2 separate regions of the Mus musculus genome follow, and region 1 is linked to region 2. The links are chromatin contacts, found by Hi-C or POLR2A ChIA-PET in ENCODE. All regions are on one chromosome and are shown on one strand. Each heading gives the region's core, a stretch centred on a gene start or an enhancer-like site at or near the end of the contact. The rest is flanking DNA. Distances are from core to core; before and after follow the strand shown. Region 1 holds the start of Eif2b4 (eukaryotic translation initiation factor 2B, subunit 4 delta). Region 2 holds the start of Agbl5 (ATP/GTP binding protein-like 5).

Evidence for each region. Hi-C counts contacts between places; a loop is a spot of excess contacts on that map. ChIA-PET counts read pairs that join two places held with the same protein, here RNA polymerase II (POLR2A).
Region 1: a map of regulatory T cell shows a loop between it and region 2 (3-fold over the local background). The contact joins the promoter of Eif2b4 here to the promoter of Agbl5 in region 2. A Hi-C loop is called at or near these places in 1 of 37 maps with a recorded cell type or tissue (regulatory T cell). POLR2A ChIA-PET finds 5 or more read pairs at or near these places in 4 of 5 experiments (Patski and embryonic stem cell).

What each region holds. Positions count from the first base shown.
Region 1 is chr5:31,190,156-31,195,219 of GRCm38, forward strand. It overlaps Eif2b4 (eukaryotic translation initiation factor 2B, subunit 4 delta), which reads right to left and starts at 2,984. Exons shown (of 13, transcript NM_010122.2): 1 at 2,838-2,984; 2 at 2,427-2,470; 3 at 1,998-2,133; 4 at 1,386-1,592; 5 at 1,210-1,292; 6 at 994-1,085; 7 at 682-796; 8 at 427-503; 9 at 204-306. The coding sequence starts at 2,868. It overlaps Snx17 (sorting nexin 17), which reads left to right and starts at 3,149. Exons shown (of 15, transcript NM_153680.2): 1 at 3,149-3,310; 2 at 3,714-3,788; 3 at 4,641-4,758. The coding sequence starts at 3,248.
Region 2 is chr5:30,886,216-30,890,972 of GRCm38, forward strand. Agbl5 (ATP/GTP binding protein-like 5) reads left to right here and starts at 2,719. Exons shown (of 16, transcript NM_001374737.1): 1 at 2,719-3,309; 2 at 3,905-4,165; 3 at 4,384-4,555. The coding sequence starts at 3,951. It overlaps Gm35795 (a long non-coding RNA gene), which reads right to left and starts at 2,740. Exons shown (of 2, transcript XR_376844.2): 1 at 2,632-2,740; 2 at 1-1,779. n-TYgta9 (a tRNA gene) reads left to right here and starts at 1,868; the gene lies at 1,868-1,956. It overlaps n-TAagc15 (a tRNA gene), which reads left to right and starts at 2,300; the gene lies at 2,300-2,372.

The DNA.
Region 1 (5,064 bases), core at 1,734-4,233, 300 kb after region 2:
TCAGCCAGGATGAAATAGACTGTCTTGTGCCATTTACTTGTATAAGTATACATAACAATGGGTCTGCGTGCAAGTGCCTAAGTGCTCCCCTAAGCCTGACTAGGCCCTGTGGCATGTCTACACACATCTTCTGGGAGGTCAGAAGATGCTGCTTATCCTAACCACAGGTACATGCCTCTCCCGCCCCCAGAATCCTCCATCACCTCCTCTTCCCGCTTGGAGCTGCTCATGCCAGTGACTTCCTTGGTTAGGAACTTGATGGCGTTGCACATACTTGCCGACATGGGGCGGCACTGCGTCAGGAAGCTGCAACAACAATAACCTCAGGTTTGTGCAACTGGTTAGGACTTAAAGAGAGAGAAGAGCATGATCAAAGTCGAGAGGGGCATCAGTAAGGTGCAAATGGACCTGCACGGCTGTGCTCACCTGATGTAGGGTTTTAGTTTATTTACAAGATCCCTGGAGAGTTCCTCACTGGGAGGTGTTGTGTAATCCTGAATCACCTAGAGAATACAAAACACCCCTTAAGGAAGATCTCTACTATGGGACAGGGGTAAGCTTCACTAGGGAAGTAAGTGTTCAGATTGTGAGAGTCATTGCTTCTTTGTCCCAGAGAGGACCATCATGCTGGGGCAGTCTTAGGGAATGGGGCAGGGTCATGGAGAATAGAACTGGACGTACCTGCTGCAGGGCGTGAAGCAGTGCGATGCACCGGGCATTGGAGCCACTGATGAGGCCCTGGGAGTACTGCAGACCGAGTCTCACCATGGCTGGGTGGATCACAGAGGATGGGATGCTGATGGGATGGCGGTGTCACATACTTTTTAAGGGAACTTGAGTACCTCTTGGCCCCTGCCCCTCATGAGAAGGGGCTTCCCCATTTCCTGTAGTTTTGCCTTGAGTTTGCACCCCACCCACCCACACATCCCATCTCACAGTTCCAGTCACTTTTAACACTGAGTTCCTCAATCTCCTCCGACTTAAAGGTCCTACCTCATGTACTGGGTCAAGGAGCTTTGTCTGCTGTACTGAGGCAGGTGGGAGAAGAGACTGACTTTGGATCCGTAATCCTTTCGTGTAGGAACCTCCATGAAACAAAGAGACATCATCAAACGGGACTGGGTGGGCTATTTGATCCCAATACTCCGTGCTTTTCCAGATCTTTTCTTTGCCCAGGGCAATTCTCCAGGTACCAAACCCACTTCCTACCTGTTGTCGATCTGGCTTTCTAAGGAGCCTCCTCAGAAGTGTGGGGTCATCAGCTGGGGTGTGCTCGGGGACACGCTTCACTCCTAAAAGTTAGGGAGATGCTTTCAAGACTCTATACATCTCGAAACGGGAGCGTTTGGGTAAGTGGAGTGTGAGAATGAAGAGGAGAGAGATACCTGAGGTGGTTTCTCCAGCAGTGCTGGGGCAGGCCTGAGGAGGGACGCCTCCTTGTTCCCCTTTTCTTGCCTGTTTCAGGGCCCGCTCTGCCTCCTGCTTGGCTCTCCTTTCGGCGCGAAGTTCTGCCTTACTCCGGCCAGCTGGAAGTTTCTCCCCAGCAGTACCTCCCAGCTGACTACCAGGTCCTGGGAGTTCTCTGATTGGGTCTATGAAATACAGAGGGAAGAGGTGCCTGGGCTCTAGGACGGTGATCTCTTTGCCCCAACCAAAGTTTCCCTTTTATCTATTTTTTTTCCCTTTCTTGACTGAGGCTGGAATTCATCAGAGATCCACCTGTCTTTGCTTTGGCCTTAGTTTCCCTTTTACCTTATCTAAGTTTTTTTTTTTTTCCTTTTTTGACTGAGGCTGGAATTCATCAGAGATCCACCTGCCTTTGCTTTGGCCTTAGTGCTGGGGTTAAAGGTGTGCTGTAAGCCACCACCAGCCAGCACCATCAGGCTCTGCCTTCCAAGTAACCGCTTTTGTACTTGCTCAAACCAACTTTGTTCTATCTCCCTTTGCAAATCCCTCATCCAGCATCCTACCCCCGGCCGTTTAAAGCGTCCCCGCACCTTGCCGTTGAGCTGCAGACACAGCAGAGCCAATTTCTTGGTCTGCCCCCTTTTCCTCCTTCCGTTTCTTCTTCTGCTGTTTCTTTTCTTTTCGAAGCTGAAGCTTCTCTTCTTGGGTCAACTCCCGCCCTGCTGCCTGAGACACAGACACGGGAACTGCTCTACCCCAGGCCATTCCAAAGGTTTATCAAGATGCTTACTAGATTCCCCCAAGGTTAAGTTCCTAACACTCTCTGACTTCTGTTACAAGTCTACGTAAGTAAGGAGAGAAACTTCTTCAGTCATAGTCACACACCGTTAAGCTCTGTAAAATCTCCCAGTTCTACTAAGAGATGAACTGAAAAGGATGGGAGATGGGGCCAAATGAAGGTGACACAGCTTTCTGTGTAGCTCTTGACAGGCGACTTAGGAGGTCTCTCCCTCACTTACCCCGGGCCGAGGAGAAAGTTCAGTCTTCATCTCGGATCTCGATTCTGCATCAGAAAACAGGGCACAGAGTGAGCCAGACAGGCTCCGGGAGGACTTGGGGAGACTCGTCGGCGCAGCTGGCTGCTGGGTTGGCATGACCACAGCTCGGCTGCCGGGCGCGAGGCGCTCTGGGATCCGCGTGGGGACGCACTGCGCGGCAGGATCAAAGGACAGGCGTGGGAGGAAAAGGGTCAGTCACCCTTCTGGGAACAGCCGGCAAGCAGCACCCTGCTGCGCCCTAGATCTTGTAAACCAGAGTCCCGCGACGTGCAGAAACCCGGCGGCAAGGCCCAAAGGCGCTCCGGACCCCGCATCAGCGATCCAGTGTTCATCTGCTCTTCTACCACTTGGTGCATCTAGCCCTTCACTCACCTTCGCGAACAGCCACCGCCACCGCAGCCATGACTGTGGGTCCTAGGCTCCTCCCGCCGAGGTCACTCACACTACAGCGCCACCTGGGCTGCTGGCTCCCCTGATGCCTCCCGCGGAGTCAGTCCCCAGCGGACTACAACTTCCGGCGTGCACTGGGTCCCGCCCAGGACTACGGGTCGCGGTGAGGACCAAAGGATGTTGGGTTCCCAATTAGGAGCGTCTCCGGCGCTCGACTACAGCTCCCAGCATGCCGAGGTTGCTGCTCGCAGAGCCGTCATCCTACAGCCTTCCCACCTCGGAGTTCAGGCCCACCAAAATGGCGAGCTGGGCTGCGGAGACGCGCTGAGTGGCAGAGGCAAGCGAGCAGAGGCGCTGCGAACCTGGTAGTACGGAGCTCTGCCTTAGGGAACATGCACTTTTCCATTCCTGAAACGGAGTCCCGCAGTGGGGACAGCGGCGGCTCCGCCTACGTGGTGAGGAGGTGCTAGAAGCTGGGCCAGGGCGGGGATAACGGGCCGGAGCTCTCGGAGCGGCCTCCAGCCTTCGAACCTCACTGGAAGCCATCTCATGTCTCAGTTTCGTACTTAAGCCACCCCAAGCTCCAATAGGTTCTTCTTTCCCCGGCCAGGCCGCGACTGCTCTGGCGGTGGGCACTATTGTCATCTCCGGGAGGGATACTGCCGCACAAGCGCCCGAGTGTCCTCGGGACTGGGCCTTCTGCTTGAAACCCGGCCCTGGGGGAAAAACAGGCTAAATCCCGGGAAGTCTCGGAGCGTTGCGCAGACGGATATGTCAGGCAACTTCCGGACAGGTTTCTGGGGCAAGAGGTGGTTTGCACGTCGATCCTGAGATGTTTGCCTGCTTTTGTGTCCTCAGGCCTATAACATTCACGTGAATGGAGTCCTGCACTGTCGGGTGCGCTACAGCCAGCTTCTGGGGCTGCACGAGCAGGTGGGACTAACAACCCTGTCTAGATGCAGCTTCAAGCCCTTCCATACCCACGGACATTAATCCCCTTTCATTACATCACCCTATAATCACTGCTACAGTGGAAGGTGGACTTTGTTAGCGTGACATTTCCGGAAACTCTCTGAGCGGCTTGTCTCTCACAGTTCCTGTACTTCCCTATACTCACACATCCTTCCTTCTCTGAGCTGTCTCCTTTTTCATCCTTTGCCCCTGCATGGAAAAACTGAACCCTGTTAGTCAAAGCACATTCCTTCTGGCACCTAAACTATAACTTGGGAATTCATTCCCCGGATTAATACAAACCATTCGCTGCTTTCCTTGTGTGTTCTTGGTCCCATCAGTGTATAAGATGTCCAAATGTTTCCCCCCTCACCAGATAGTGAGCTCTGTATAGATAGTGAATCTCTAGAGAGCCCTGTTTCTACTAGATGTCAGTCCTGAGCAAGTTAATTTCTTCCCGCCTCAGTTTCTCCAGATAAAAAGTAGATTCTTGGATCAGCAAAGTCCCTTCAACACACTTGAGTATGCTATGACTTTATTATCTGTGCACATAAGTGTTCCCTATAAATGTTCTCTACTGAGCAGTCTTGCTATGTAAATCAAAGGGCTCCTGGACCCAGGACCCCATGAAAAATCACCCTATAATGTCTTCACATGAACACATACAAGAATTTATACCTAAGATCTTTGGGGGTCCTGACTCTGCCAAAGTCATCTTTTGTCACACGTCTTTTAAAGAGTTGTTAGAAGAACCCAGGAGGACTTGGGTGAGTCTTAGTTGTCACCACTCAGTTCCTGTGTTATGTGAAGAATTGTATCTCTTTCTCGCCATAGCTTCGGAAGGAGTATGGGGCCAACGTGGTTCCTGCATTCCCCCCAAAGAAGCTGTTCTCTTTGACCCCTGCAGAGGTGGAGCAGAGGAGAGAGCAGTTGGAGAAGTACATGCAAGCTGGTGAGTGCACGGGTAAACTCTAGGCTGCTGTGAGCGCACGGGGAGAGATTGAAGTCAGGTGGCTCTGTCAAACGCCCCATCTTAATGGTTAGATTTAGGAAGTCTCTGGTCTGATGTTACTTAACCAGCAAAGCGAATAGCCATCACGGACTTTAAACTTTCCATATTAGTAAAGAAATGTGGAAACTTATCTCTGTGAGAAATACTAGTACAATAGTAGAATTACGAGGAATTTGTGGGGAGAACTTTGTATCTCATGTGCTTCAGATTAACATCATTGTTATTTCCCTAGTTCTGTAGACTGGA
Region 2 (4,757 bases), core at 1,469-3,968:
AAGATAAATAGTGTCAAAATCAAAAGATGGAAAATAATTTCAAAATGTCTTTGATGACATCAGGAAGTGATATTGAGTAACTGAGTTCAACTTATTAAAGTAAACATTGACAAGGCTGTGGAGAAATTAGAATCCATGCACACTTCTGGTGTTGCATTCAGCTCTAGCCCATGCTTTAACATACAAAAAAAAAAAAAAAAAAGGAGAGAGGAGGGCAGGGACTGCTTGGGAAGACGGAAACTTATCAGGAGTGTAACAAAGAACTCACGGGATCAAAACAAAACAAAGGATAAGAACGTTAATAAAACCCAGTATTTATAGTTCATATATGCTAATAAAACCTTTTACAAATGTTGCCGCTGGGAAGTAGCTTGGCCATTCCTAAGGAATTAAATATGCTATGTTACAATCCAATTCCTAGATACATTCCTAAAAAAAAAAAAGAAAGAAAAGAAAAGAAAGAGAACGAGACTGGAAGCCGGTTAACAAGTAGTTGCCAGAGAAAGAAGGAAAGCGAAGCTGGGAGCGATTACTTGAAAGGCAATGAATGTTCTTCCTAGTGACTTAAAAGTTTTGATGGGATGTGCTGGTGCATGCTCTGATCTCAGAATTCTGGATGCAGAAACAGGCGAATCTCTTCGAGTTGGAGAAAAAATTGGTCCCGGGCTCCAGCCTGAACATTAAAAACAAACAAGCCCTCTAATAGAGAGGTGACATTTGTACAACATTGTGATTGTACTACAGGTCACTAAAACGCTCACTTGGACTTTCCCTGATCAGTGTAGGTGGAAGACCCCTTTGGGAATACTTGGTGCTGTAGACTTGAGAAACAAAGGGATAAGTATGTTATATGAACCTCAAATTTTAAAGGCTTCACAAAAATAAAACAAGGGAGAGACAGATAGTGGGGTAGGGGGTTGTAATGAGGAAAAGAAGGAGAGGAGGAGAAAGAGAGAAATATGAACTGCTTCAAATGCTAAGGGCATGCCTTGAGAACTATAGGCAGATGAGTTTTGGTCACGGTAGCAACACGCTCCCCCCCGCCCCCCCCATCAGAATGAAATCTAAGTAAGATTTCAAACCACCTCTCTACCTAGCTGGGTGTTTCAGAACTGCGACTGGGGGAGGGTTCCTGGACCCAACCACTCCGCCAGTCAGAGCAGACTGCACAGAGGACCTGGGCGTTGAGTTTGTTCCTTTGTTTAAAAAAATGGGTGAGCTTTCTGTGAGCCAATAGAGGGCTGGCCCTGTGAGGAAGAGCAACAAATACGTGAGCCAGATAAGGGGTCAACCCATCACGGCAGAGAAGACACTTGGTTGGCAGTGAAGCCCAGGTGGGGCGGAAACCTTTCCCAGACCTCGACCATAAAAGCGAGGTTATAAGCGACTAGGGCAGGACCTGGGACTGCACCCAGCCAGTGGGCTCGGAGAGTAGGAGTCCGGGCCGCCGCTGCATCCCAGCGTCCAGGGCATAGGGGTCCCTCGCTCCCGTGGCTCGGTCTTCCCTTCTGGCCTGGGTCTCGGTGAATGGACCCCGACACTTCAGCTGACGGAGCGAATGTCTTTCGCATCATCAGAACAACATGCTTTATATACTTTCATCACGCCGAAAACCAAAGGAAACCTGGAGCAGAAGCAGCATTCGTAGTCCCAAACACCGAAACTAATGTCTGCTTAGCGAGAGGAAGGCCGCCCCAGCTTTAGCCTCAATCCGGCTCACGGCGAGCTCCTGCCGCAGGGTGCGAGCCTGCAAGCCCGCCTTTCTTCTGGCCCGGGATCCTTTAGTTTACGCAGAAACACATTAGGGAAAAAAAAAAAATCTTGGTAAGCATTAGAGGGAAAACTGCAGCAGCCCGACGCAGCGGGGCCTTCGATAGCTCAGTTGGTAGAGCGGAGGACTGTAGTCAGTACAATATGGTAATCCTTAGGTCGCTGGTTCGATTCCGGCTCGAAGGACTTCGTGCACTACTTTTAGTTTACCTACACCCTAGGTCAATTGCTCCGTGGGGGAAACGCTTACTTGAGGATAGGCAGTGTATTTTCCTGGCTACGTTGAAAACCCCTTGAGTACATATAGCAGTTAAGTAGTCGAAGTACAACGTACCTTGTTCGCATATTAGGTGTTAAAGCTATAGTGACATGTACTTCAAGAAAAGTCCTTATTGCTTATGTATGTATTACATGGCTCTGTTTCAAAATCTTGCTGAGGGCTCCATCCTACTTTATATTGTGAACTACATTAGAAAACTGAGTCTCAGGAAACCTTGTAAAGGTTACAGGAAGGTACAGCACTACAGCTGGGGGATTAGCTCAAATGGTAGAGCGCTCGCTTAGCATGCGAGAGGTAGCGGGATCGATGCCCGCATCCTCCACTTCCTTTTACACACCATCAGGCTCATGATCTGTTGTGTCCACGTTTCGTTACACAGTAGAGCTAGGAGCACGGTAAACAAAGATCGGCTTCACATGCTATTTTCTTATTCACAGGTAAGTCTTTTCCTGTTTCCTGCTCACTGCTCTGTCTTTCCCGCCTCGGGGAGGCGGGCCGTTAACCGCCTACAGAGAAGACGCCTAGTGAGCCGCACACGGCGGTGGCCCGCGGAAGCCCCCAAACGGCCCCCTCACAGGTACCTGCCAACGTGCACGGAACCCTGCGTGGCGACCAATGGCAGTGCGCTTTACTGGGCGGGTAGCCAGCTGCAGCTGCGGCCAATAGGCAAGAGACTTCTTGTTTCCTGGCAGAGTGGGGTCCCGGCACCGCGGCTCTCTGGTTTTGTGTGGGTCCCGGGTGGAGGGCCCGGGTGCCGGGGCCCGAGGTGCCGCCTCGCTAGCGGGAGAGGGAGCGGGAGCAGCGGCCCGGAGAGAGGTGAGGGGCTTCGCGTGGACTGCGGCCCCGCCGGCAGGCCCCGCCCCCTTCTCAGCCCGCTCTGCCGGAGCCCCCGTCGAATGCCACCCCGCCCCCCGGCCTGCCGCGGCCGGCCCGCCGACCCCGCCTTTGGTTGACTCCCTCTGCTCCTGTGGCCTCACCTCTGACCCCTAGGACCCGCCTTCCTGTCCGCCAGTGTACCTGTCTCGACCCCTCCCACGCTTCCAAACCCCACCCTGCCCTGGACAAGCCAGGCAGCGCGAGGGTCCTCGCGAATCGAGGAGCTGCCTGCTGCTTCCAAGCGGGACTCTACTGGCCCAGCCTTCCTAGGGGTGCTTAGGACGCCCGTTACCCACACCTTCGAGGGTAGCTTTTGCACGGGCTCGTGTCTACAGGGCGGGAGGATGGAAACAGACCCTAATTGGAACTGAGGTTCAGGGCAGGTGAGCAAGTGGCTTTGGCCGGGCATAGGCTACGTTTTCATAATAGGCGTAGTAGAGGAAGGGGGTGGTAGCAACGCTCTTCAAGGTCTCCGAGAAACGAGTATAATTACAGTCGGTGCTTGTGAAGACAAAAGAGGTAAAGAAAGGAAGCTACCATTTACACTTAGAAACTTGGTTCTTCTTGCTCCGGGCTGTCCAGTACAAAGCCAATATAGGAAATTTTAATATGGCCTCTCCCTCATAGAGTCAGTGGCAACCACCCGACCTCGAGTCTCTGCCTCTTAGGTTGTTAAAAAGCTTGAGAATCTAGCGTTTTCCAACTCAACTAAGGAAGCTAGTGAGCATTCGATTGGGGAACGGTGGTGATGTAGTAAAATAGGGTGTTTTTAGGTCGCTCATACTCCTTGGGTGTCCAGGGACAGAGTTGTGCTTTCTCTTGATCTTACTGAAAGGCTACTTCCAGGTTTTCTATGAATAAGAGCGTTTTGCTTCATAGAGTAGAAAAGACATTTCTCATTTATCCAGACATACCAAACACATTGTTTCATTTTCTGCCCTTCCTCCCTATCCCAACTTTGATTTTTTTTCCCCCCAGCTCTCAGGGCCTGTGTGGGGCAAGAGGATGCTTTCCCAGCCCCACCATGGAGCTGCGCTGTGGGGGATTGCTGTTCAGTTCTCGCTTTGATTCAGGGAACCTAGCCCATGTGGAAAAGGTGGAGACTGTGTCTAGTGATGGGGAAGGCGTAGGAGGGGTGGCAACAGCCCCCGCTAGTGGGTCTGCTGCTTCCCCTGACTACGAGTTCAACGTGTGGACCCGGCCTGACTGTGCTGAAACGGAATATGAAAATGGCAACAGGTATGAGGACTGCAGGGGGTGGGAAGGCCGAGTGCTTGGATGCATCCTATAGTCAGGCATTGACTTTGAGCACCAGCACAGTATCTCTTGTAAACCCTCCCCCCTTCCCTCCTTACCAGATAGCCCTTTGCTGTTTGGACTTGATTTGATTCAGCTTTCCCCACATCCTCTCCCTGGCCCTCCCACAGCCAACAGCTGGTCTCTCTTTTGGCTCTCAGGTCATGGTTCTACTTCAGTGTCCGGGGAGGGACTCCAGGAAAGCTTATCAAGATCAACATTATGAACATGAACAAGCAAAGCAAACTGTATTCCCAGGGCATGGCCCCCTTTGTGCGCACACTGCCTTCCCGGCCACGCTGGGAACGCATTAGAGAGCGGCCCACCTTTGAGGTAAGTTCTCCAGTAGGAGGGAAGACTGGGTGTTGGTAGAGGAAACACATTTTTGAGAGAGAGGACCAGGCAGCTTTTAGTATCTTCTTTCTTCCACCCCTAGCTGGGGTCCAAGCTGAGCCCCTGCTTCAGCAAGCCTGAAGAAGCTGGTTCTCATGTGGAGAGTGTCAGAGGGAGGGAGTTGGTAAAGGTGAGAGAGGCA